Regions from separate parts of the Homo sapiens genome. Here region 1 is linked to region 2. The links are chromatin loops, found by intact Hi-C in ENCODE. Cell type or tissue: CD14-positive monocyte. All regions are shown on one strand. Links, peaks and the distances in the headings refer to the core of each region. The heading gives the core; the rest is flanking DNA.

The links. Peaks named below come from ENCODE experiments on the same cell type or tissue, not always from the same donor. Only the 100,000 strongest peaks of a DNase experiment are listed, where the experiment ranks them.
Region 1: it touches region 2 in a loop (4-fold over the local background); 24 of 110 quality-filtered maps call a loop at or near these places.

What each region holds. Positions count from the first base shown.
Region 1 is chr11:119,103,521-119,108,887 of GRCh38, forward strand. C2CD2L (C2CD2 like) reads left to right here and starts at 3,824. Exons shown (of 14, transcript NM_001290474.2): 1 at 3,824-4,575. The coding sequence starts at 4,222. RefSeq lists silencers at 3,659-4,108, 4,179-4,458. In CD14-positive monocyte, for the core only: no CTCF peak of the experiment used is centred there; DNase peaks (open chromatin) are centred at 3,341, 3,751, 4,851 and 5,211; H3K4me3 peaks cover 2,763 bases; H3K27ac peaks cover 3,060 bases.
Region 2 is chr11:118,928,163-118,933,529 of GRCh38, forward strand. It overlaps the pseudogene RN7SL688P. Among named protein-coding and RNA genes, the nearest start is that of BCL9L, 4.9 kb to the left of the region's middle. RefSeq lists enhancers at 1-77, 427-546, 557-836, 847-896. In CD14-positive monocyte, for the core only: CTCF peaks have their summits at 264, 2,242 (motif pointing left) and 2,447; DNase peaks (open chromatin) are centred at 469, 1,479 and 2,289; H3K4me3 peaks cover 2,289 bases; H3K27ac peaks cover 2,097 bases.

The DNA of each region.
Region 1 (5,367 bases), core at 220-5,219, 180 kb after region 2:
ACCCCGTCTCTACTGAAAATACAAAAATTAGCCGGGTGTGGTGGCACATGCCTGTAATCTCAGCTACTCAGGAGGCTGAGGCAGGAGGATCGCTTGAACCTGGGATGAGGAGGTTGCAGTGAGCCGCGATCATGCCACTGCATCCCAGCCTGGGCAACAGAGGGGAAACTGTCTCAAAACAAACAAACAAACAAACTAAATCAGATGTGAAATGGCTTTTCTACTTGAAAATGGCTCTAATTAACAACAACAAAAACCCAGATATGTATAAAATACATAAATTTTCGTAATTTACTTGCTAGTATTCCACCAGATTTTCAGTACTTATCCCACTGCTATTATTTTTCTGTGTGTGTTGTGTGTATGCACGTGTGCCCCTTTTAAACTAGAAACTCCCGGGAGGCAAGTGTTTTCTCTTCCACAGGGTGTCCCCATGGGGCTAGGAACACAGACATCTGTGTACAAGGAAGGCATCATCACACATAATGAGGCTGAGGCTGAAAGGAGGACTGAGGGCAATAGGTGCATATGGAGGGAGCAATTAGTTGTGACCAGAGTAAGTGGTCTTGAGGAAGAGAAGTATCATTTCAGTAGATTATAAGAGTAGAAGGACCTTTCACAGGCAGCGACAGTGAGACACCAGAAGCTGGTGGAAAGGAGGAGCTTGTGGGATCCCAGAGGAGGCAGCATTCAGTTATCTTGTTGATGACGAGTATACTGAGACTCCCTGGAGGTCTGAGAGCCAGTCTGTATCTATTTCCTTTTTTATTAGGAGGCCAATCCTAATAAATCTTCCTTCCCAGCCTGGTATTGGGAAGCTTTATCTCTTTCTTCTCCAGAGATCATTAGCCCTCCCTACCACCACCCTCCTGGGGAGGGTGGAAGGATGTAATCAAAGACAAGAGAGACTAAGGATTCATCATCCACATATACATGTTACTATCAGAAAATGGTTACTAAGATACTTGTCAGATAATCTGAGTATTTTTGTTCCCATGATGATAAAGTCCCAGTTGATGATCAGACTAATCAGAAGGAGAAACAAACACATGACTTTTGGCTTCACTTGAAATTGTGTGCCTTCCCTGGTAAAAGTTCAAAGCGTTTTCCTGAATGCTGAAGCCGGCCCTAGGATTCACAGACCAGTTGACTTGTCAGTGGCCCTGGACTGAGCAGACAGTGTTTGAGATGCACACCTCTTCTAAGTAGCCTTGAGTGGCTCCCAATGAGCAAGGCCAATCCACTGAATGTGATTGCTAGACAAAGCCTGTCCCAAAAATGTTTCATAGTGCCACAAAGACAATGAGACCCCTCTGGATAGTCTGGGGCTGTGATACTTGCAGGACTCTATCTGTGGCTCTGTCCAGTCAGCTGAATCACTCTTTTTCCTTTTCCTCCCACCTCTCCCCTCTTAGTCTAGAAAAAAGTTGTTAATTAAAAGCAAGCCCCAGGATTTCCCATTCCACTGGTATGGCATGAATGATATTTCAAAAGACAGAAATGGCATAGAAATTCTCAAAGCATACTTGAGTATTTTCTGTTAGACTTCTTAAAATTACAAAGTTTGTTAATCCCTACTATGTGCATAGGAAGCTCTTCAGTACTGTGGAGGATACAAACTAATATAATTGCAGTTGCTTGCCCCCAGGGAGTCTACTTCAGCATATTTGGAGCATCTTGGTTGAATTTGAGGGAAAAGAGATGACTAAGACATGGTTCCCACCCCTAGGCAGCTTCCTGATGCATGGAAAAAGCAGACATATAAACAATCAGCTAGACTCTAAGGCAGAATGTAAGTGCTAGAGGTCTAAGTAATGGAAGAAAGAAGGAGGACTAGGCTGGGCACAGTGGCTCTCACCTGTAATCCCAGCACTTTGGGAGGCCGAGGCGGGAGGATCACCTGAGGTCAGGAGTTCGAGATCAGCCTGGCCAACATGGTGAAACCCTGTCTCTACTAAAAATAACAAAAATTAGCCAGGCATGATGGCGCATGCCTATAGTCCCAACTACTTGGTAGGCTGAGGCAGGAGAATCACTCAAACCTGGGAGGTGGAGGTTGCAGTGAGCCAAGATCTCGCTACTGCACCCCAGCCTGGGCAACAGTGACTTTCTGTCTCAAGAAAAGAGAAAAAAAAAAAAAAAAAGAGGGAGGACTAACTAGGGAGACTCATGTAACTAGGTAGACTCACAGTTCAGATACTGAATTGTGAAGCAGTATCTGGCAGCATAGGACCAAGCACTCAGTGGAGAAGTTGAGGGAATAAATCAAAGAAGTCAGAGAATGGAGATCACTAGGGGGTCTGAGGGTTCCTGAAGGATTCTTGGGGGAAGAGGGTCTTCATAGGGAAAGCTTCTACCTGGACAACTTCCTGCATAACCTGCTCCCCTAAACCCTAGCTGCTCTTCCCACTGACAGCTTCCTCCTGCATCCCTGGTTCTGGCCCTGAGTTCTCTCCTCCCTTGATTTCATGTCTTCTCCTCCCTTTGAGATTAGAAACCCAGACTCTAGGAATCTCCACTGATTTGGCAGTCCAGTGACAATGCATGGGCAGGGCCACAGGAGGTTACCTCATTCACCCCCACCTCTCCCCATCATTCCTTACAGGGAAATCTAGGGAGGCCCAGGCTACCCCACCACCTCCTCTGGCTCAGACAAACCTGTTGCTGACCTGTCAGTTTCTGTCTAGCCCTGCCATCCCACACTTCAGAAGGCATTGTTTATTCTCTTATTCTCATGTGCTCATTCCTCAGACAACTACTTGGGTTTGGGAGAAAGATACTTAACACCTTTCCATCCTACCTCTTTAAGAAAGGGACTGTGTGCCAAAGACCTTCCCACATGTATGAAGAAGGGGCTCTTGGGAGAATGTGAATTCCCCCAGGATTCCTTTGAATCCTTTTGCAGGTATTTCCTTCCCCTGTCCTCAGCAAGCATTGATGAGCCCCAGTCCTGTAGAGGTTGAATCAACTCCTTGAGTCTAGGAAAAGATGGCTTCTGAGGCCAGAGGTTGGGCAGTGTACCTACAGCACCATTTCTTGGGAGCTTGTTGGGATATCACATACTTAGAGTGGCAAGGTCTTGTGGCTGAATCTATTGATAGTCCAGTGCTACATTGCCAGCTCCCTTGTCATTACCACCCCCTCTACACGTGCTCCATAGGCAGGAGCTGTTACTATGGAAATACATTATTTTTAAAAACAGACACACAGCCTGGGCTTGGGAATCTCCAGAACAAACCTACACGAGCAAGGAGGTTAATGGGGCTGTTTCTGGGTCCAAGCTCCAAGAGGAAGGAGGGTGATGATGGTGGGGGGAATTCAAATTCGGTGTTCTACTCTCAACCTCTCCCAGCTTCAGGTTCTGCTTTCTCTCTGTTGACATCAGCTGGACCTCTGCCAGACACTTCTATCTGGGAGGGACGCTCTGCGTCTCCTTACCCTGGGCCTAGCTTCCCCCAGGAAATGGGAAGCTAGAAGTCGCTGAGTCTGGGGGTGTTGGGAGAAGGGGGCGGTGATTTCCACAGGGGTCACCTCCTTCTTAACCTCACAGGCGTCCGACCTGTGGAAATCTAACAAGCATAGGGGAAAGCAAAGGCAGCATCTTAGGTAAGTGAAGTTACTCTTGCCTTGAGCTGAGTGTGGGAGCACCGCGATTGCAAGATGGGGCGAGGTGATCAAAGATCCCGCCTATTTTCAACCCCGGAACCTCCTCCGCTCGCTGCTAGCCCTCCCGCCCTCCTCCAGCGAGGGAGCGCCAGGCTGTCCTGGCCCCGCCCGGCGCGGGTGCGGCTCCTTTAAGGGCGGGTGGGGGCGGGGCGCCGGCGGTGTTGTCAGTGTCAGCTCTGCGCACGCAGCCCTCCCGGAGCCGGTGCCGGCCCGCGAGCCCCAGCGTCTCTGCAGACCAGTCCCCTCCAGGGTCCGGCGGGGCCCGCGCGGTGGGAGGAGTCGGGCACTGGCCGGCGACTAACGGGTCCGACTGCTGACCAAGCTAGGAGAGACCCGGACCACGGAGACAGAGACCCCGGCATCGCGACCCCCGAGGACCTCCTCTCCTCGCCCTGTGGCACCCACTAGTCCTGGGCACTCAGCCGCGGAGAGCCCCCGACCCCGCGCGCCCAGCCCCGGGGGAGCCCACCTCCTCCCCGCGGCCCGCCCGGGCCATGCTCCCCCGGGGCAGCGGGTGAGCCCCAGCCGGGACCGGGATCGGAGCCCGCGCGGAGCATGGATCCGGGCTGGGGGCAGCGGGACGTGGGCTGGGCGGCCTTGCTGATCCTCTTCGCCGCCTCGCTGCTCACGGTGTTCGCCTGGCTGCTGCAATATGCCCGGGGCTTGTGGCTGGCGCGGGCCCGCGGGGACCGGGGCCCGGGACCCGCCTTAGCCGGGGAACCCGCGGGTTCCCTGCGGGAGCTGGGCGTGTGGCGCTCGCTGCTGCGGCTGCGGGCGACTCGGGCTGGCGCCGCCGAGGAGCCAGGAGTCCGGGGCCTCCTGGCGTCACTCTTCGCCTTCAAGTCTTTCCGGGAGAACTGGCAGCGGGCTTGGGTGCGAGCGCTGAACGAGCAGGCCTGCAGAAACGGGGTGAGTTGGACCAAGCGCTTGGGTGGTCCCTTCAGCCTTTCCTTCCAGGGGAGGGACTGACTGCTCGTGCTAGGAGGCCAGACGAGGGTGGGCATAAACTGGGGAACCCTATGGCTTCTCTTCCCCTCCCGGATCAGAGAAAAGGGTGCCGCTAAGGCTGGAGGTTGTAGAAATCCAACTGGGTCCCCAGACTTCCATTTCTGTGGGCAAGGTACTCTGGTTCCAAACCCATGCACAAGTTGCTGTTCTCATAGCAACGCTAATCCCTGTGCCTGAGGGCACTTCCGCCTTGCCTGGGTGCTGGTTGTGTTGGGGCATGGGAGACAGGTGCACCTGCAGAAGGAATTTGCCTGCTTCTCATGCCACCACACCCATTTAACATTTCATGCCCCAAATCCCTGGTGTGGTCAGGCAGATCCCCAAGGAGCCTGAATCACCCCCCTACCCGACAGTAATTTCACTGCTACAGTCAAACACATCCTTCTCCTCCATGCTGGCCTGTGGTTCACTGGGGGTTGGGGAGTGTTCAGGTGGAGAGCAGATTGACAGTGCCCCTACCAGTAGATGAGCTTGGAACTGCCCCTTGAGGGTCAGTCACAAACCAGTCCAGCCTACTTCCTCCCATTGCACCATGGGCATCTGGCCTCCCAGGAAGTGGGGCAGGAAGCGTGGTCATGAGATGGAGATAAGGTGGGAGGTAGAAGTCTCTCTTTTCTGGAGCTCCCTCCCATCCTGACCCAGCAATCTCTCCTTGCTCTCACAGTCCATCAGCTCCTTGCTCAGAGGGTTCTC
Region 2 (5,367 bases), core at 233-5,232:
CCAGGAGGAAAGGAGAGAGGCAGGGGGCCCTTGCTGGAATCGAGCGGCTCCCTCTACTGGCCAACTCGGGGAACCTCTGTCTTTCCGTGTATCTGTGTGTCACTGTGTCACGAGGGGTGTCACAGGTGTGTCAGCGTTGGCGTTCGTCGGTGGAAGTGCCCGCATGGGTATGGGTGCGTGAGGGTGCCCGTTCGTGACGCAGTGTGGGTGTGCCAGCGCCACGAGGGGCTGTTTCTGGAAGCACAGTGTGTACACACAACCGTATCTTGTAATACAATTTACTTTGGGGCTGCTGGGGGTCTGAGATTAGGCATCCCGTTGCCGGGGTTACTAGGACAAAAGGATTCTCCAGCTGGTACTCCTCACCGGCTGGAGCACTAGCCCGAGAAGGTGGGAGGAGTCCAGACCAAACAGTTCCTGAAAAGGACTCTATCACCTAAAGCAAATAGGGACCCAAGAAAGAGTTAACGCAGAGCCCCACAGTGACTTCAATCATTGGCTCAGGGCACTGTCAGTCAGAGGTCTGGGGGCGGGGTTTGTGGGGCCTCCATCTGACTGCCCAGCGCCCCTCACTTGCCCCTCGACCCCCACATCATCTCACTGCTGGGCTGCGCCCGCACCCCCATCTTGGTGGCGACACCGTCCTGGGCCCTGGAGGAAGAGCCGATCCGGGCATCCTGGCTTCCCCACTCACTCCAGCTGCCTGGCTTCCTGATAGATGGTGATTATATAATAGACTTGCTGGACAGAACCGTGCCAGCGCTCGGAACACTTTGCCCCCTCCTCGAAGCCTGCCCCAGGGCCTGGCACCTGCCACACAGAGCCTGCTGCCGGGTTCTGCCGGCGCCCCCCAGCAACGCCTCCATTTCGGGGTGGGAGACCCCAGGACAAGGTCCTGGGATGGGGCGGGCGCCAAGCGGAGAGAAGCAGGGCGGGTGCCCCGCGGGTCTCAGGGTCGGCCTGAGGAGTGTGGATTCACAAGCGCCTCTCAGGATAGTGGGACCCGCCTGGCCCCTTCCAACCTGAGCTTGCAACTTGGGAGCCAATAGAGGAGCAGGGGCCAGGGTGGGAACGGGAAGGAGTTTGGAAAAGGTGTGGGGGCAGGAAAGGGAGGCTGAGAGAGGGGGCCGGCTGGGGCAGGGGGGAGGGACTCTTATCCCTCACCACTGCCGCCTTCCCCGACTGGAGGGTTTGGAAAAACTGAGCAGGCAGCAAGGCTTGGCTGGAAATCCTGCAGCCCACCCTCCTGGGGACACAAAGCTGGAGGGCGGGGGCAGGGCGGGGGGAGAGAGCACGACCCCGGGGAGGACAGGGCCTCTTTTGGGGCTGGGGGCCCAGGGGCCGGACCCTGGGGAGGGGGTTCCTGGCGCTGTCTCCCTGCAGTCTGCTTCCCCCTTCTCCTCTACCCCCTCCGCTTCCCCCTCCTCCCCCTCCGCGGCTCCAGTCTTGCAGATTGCGGGCAGACTTAACTCCTTGAGTGCCAGCCTGGTGGACTCGGTGGTGGTGACGCTGTGAGGGAGGGAAGGAGGAGGGACTCCGGACCCCACTCCCACCCACAGTTTAACACCTTGTGCCCCGGAACGCAATCCCGGAACTGGTTGGGTTCCAGTGCCCTGAAAGGCTGCTTGGTTCTGGAGTCGCCACACGCAAAACAAGGCACCTGACGGTTCGGGAATCGCCCGCTCTCTTGCCTAATCTTCCCTGCCTCCCCTCCCCACCGCCGCCTCAGGGACTCTCCCTCCACTTTTTGGCTACCCTTCCCCCACCCCACCCCCATCTCCAAGTTGCAGCCGACAGCCGAGGTCCCTGCCAGATTGAAGCAGGGGAGCCCGGAAGTCTGGGTTTTGTAGCTGCCTCAGCGCTCTCCTCTACATCCCACTTCTGAGGCCCAGCGCAGGTGACCGCAGCCCATGCCTCTCTTGCCCCCAGAGGGGCTGCTTCACCCATCTGGGGGGCTAACTACCCAACGGAGGCAGGGAACGCTAGCCTCCCCTAGCTCCAGCGAGGACTAAGGACCTGAGTAGCTGGAAACCTGACTTCACCTCTACCCTAGCCCCTCCCCTAGCGAACAGCCCCTCCCCCGTCCTCTGTGACCCTCAACTCTGCTGTGGATGACTCTGCCGAGGGAATACCGCAGACTAGGCAGGAAGGGGTTAACGCAGCTACTGCGCTCGAATGGAGCGCCAGGTGAGGCACCACCCATCTTGGCCTTCAGGTGTGTGGGTGGGGAAAGAGGAGGGACACTGACCTTAAGGGCTGCTTTTTTGCCCCCTGGTGGCTAAATCTGGCTTAGCAGCCGCTGGAAAAAATACGCTCACATGGGGATTCGCGGAAGAAGAACACTGGCGACGACAGTAGAGTGTGCCTCTTGCGGGAACAGCACCTTCCTAGGGAAGGAGATCGTTCTGGGAAGGCTGATGGAAGGAGGGAGCTCCCACAGTCCCTGCCACACCATCCCGCTCAGTAGGCTGCCTCAGCCAATTCCAGATCCTTGCCCTAGGGGCTCTACTTGTGGGTCCCAAACACCTGGAGGAGGGTAGGAAAAAAACAGAAGATACAGGCCCTGTCCTCCCAGGGTCTCCATCTAATAGAGAGGGTCTGTAGGAGGAAGTTGCTCCTACCTTTTCCTTCCGTGCCTCAGGCCTTCCCAGAGCACCCATTCCCTCCAGACCCCAGCATCAAATACAAACCAGCCAGGCTTCAAAGCTCCTACCAGCTACCCCAACCCCCTTCAGCTTCTCTCCCCTCCAGCCAAGCTGATTTCTAGGACCCTCCCTGTAAAAAGACTCCACTTGAGGGATTCCAGGTGTTCTTATCCCCAACATGGCTGAGACCCTTCCTCCCATCTACCCAAAGCCCTCCCTGATTAGCAAAGCCAATCATCTTGAAGGGCTCCTTCCCCCCCTCCCCTTCAATTGCCTTACTTTTCTCCCTGTCCTTATTTCCCACTACTTTCCTTTCAAGACTTCTTTTTGCATGGGCAGTTCACCCAATTGGGGACAATTCTGTCCTCCTTGTACCCTGTGATACCTCAATAGTTGCCTTTTCTCCCAGCTCGGTGGCAAGCCCTGTAGTCCCAGCTAGCAGGCAGGAGGATCACTTGACCCCGGGAGTTCTGGGCTGCAATGCATTATGCTGATGGGTGTCCACACCAAGTTCAGCATCGATATGGTGACCTCCTAGGAGTGGGAGACCGCCAGGTTGACTAAGGAAGGGTGAGCTGGCCCAGGTCAGAATGGAACAGATTGAAACTCTGGTGCTGATCATGGTGGGATTGGGCACACAAGCCTGACAACACCAGGACACCCTGTCTCTTTATTTATTTTTTCAAACACCAACTCAAACCAGATGAGACCTTGTCTCTTAAAACAAACAAACAAACAAAAAAAGTCTTTTCCTTCAGGAATCCTTCTCTGACCAACCCCACCTACTTATTCATCCAACAGATATTTATTGAGGACCTGCTATGTGCCTGGCACTTGACTAGACACTAGGTTGGTACATGTTGGTGACATAGATGTTTGTCCTTTTCCTCACACAGCCTGCAGCCTAGTGGGGGTCAGACAACAAGTGAGTGGGTGATTTCAATTCAGTGTGGGCACATTTAGGGGAAGTGGACACCAATCCCAGACTTGAGAGTTTGGGGAAGCTTCCTGCAGGGACCAACTGTCTGAGCTGGAACTTCCAGCATCAGGTATGGTTCTGTCCAGGCAAACAGTACATCTCACTAGAGCTCTAAAGATAGAATAGGAGGCTGGGTGTGGAGGCTCATGCCTGTAATCCCAGCACTTTGAGAGGCTGAGGTGGGTGGATTGCTTGAGTCTGGGAGTTCAAAATCAGCCTGGGCAACATGGCAAAACTCTGTCTCTACTGAAAGTACGAAAAAAAAAAAAATTAGCCAGGCATGGTGGCGCATTCCTGTAGTCCCAGCTACTTGGGAGGCTGAGGTGGGAGAATCACCTGAGTCAGGGGTGGTCGAGGCTGCAGTGAGCCGAGATCGTGCCACTGCACTCCAGCCTGGGCAATTGGAGTTAGACCCTGTCTCAAAAAAAAAAAAAAAATAGCATCCCACCAAAGGCTCTCCACCAGTTGTTATGAGAGGCCTCTAAGGCGGCGTTCCCAAACAATGCTTTTTTTGTTGTTTTTTTCCGAGACAGAGTCTTGCTCTATCGTCCAGGCTGGAGTGCGGTGGCGTGATCTCTGCTCACTGCAACCCCTGCCTCCCAGGTTCAAGCAATTCTCCTGCCTCAGCCTCCCAAGTAGCTGGTAGCTGGTGGCTGGGATTACAGGCATGTGCCACTACGCCTGGCTAATTTTTGTATTACTAGTTGTGATGGGGTTTCACCGTGTTGGCCAGGCTAGTCTCAAACTCTTGACCTTGTGATCTGCCCACCTCAGCCTCCCAAAGTGCTGGGATTACAGGCATGAGCCACCATGCCTGACCCAAACAACCCATTTCTGGTTTTTAGTTTTTTGTTTTTTTTTGAGATGGAGTCTCGCTCTGTCACCCAGGTTGGAGTGCAGTGGCGCGGTCTCGGCTCACTGCAAGTTCCACCTCCTGGGTTCACGCCATTCACCTGCCTCAGCCTCCCGAGTAGCTGGGATTACAAGCGCCCACCACCACGCCTGGCTAACTAATATTTTTTGTATTTTTAGTAGAGACGGGGTTTCACCGTTTTAGGCAGGATGGTCTTGAACTCCTGACCTTGTGATCCGCCCGCCTCGGCCTCCCAAAGTGCTGGGATTACAGGCGTGAGCCACCACGCCCGGCCCCAAACAACCCATTTCTAATTCTCCAAGTCCCAAAAGAACTTTGTTCTGAGAGTCCAAAGTACAAGACCTTGGCCTAGTCACTTCCTGTCTCTGGGTTGCAGCTTCTTCAAGTGTAAAACAAGAGGCTTAGGTGCCTTTATCTTCATGCCCTTCTTTATCCTATAGATAGCGATTAAATAGTTGGCTTGTTGACAGAAAAACCCTCACTTAGCTCTCATCTGCATGGGGCTACCAGAGCTCATAAACCCAGGAGAAGCTGTCATAGGCAGGACCTCAGAGAAAGCCAGTTGGTCAGTCACCTGTGTCTCGCCCACTGCCCCCTTGGTCTGGCAGTTCTGCGTCCTGGGAACATTTCATTCTTGCTGCTAATGGAAGGCAAGAGGCTTTCCGAGATTGTGCTGGAGGGGAGAGCATGCCCACAATATATTTAGTTACTGTATTAATCTGCTCTAATATGTAGCACTATAGGACTGTTATTTTTGAGAGAGGGAATGTTCTCAGGTGAGGAAACTGCTTGGTGAAGGTCCAGAGTGGTGAAAGGACTCGCCTAAAAGCATAGGGTTGGTGCTGATAGCTGGAAGAGCCTCCTGATTC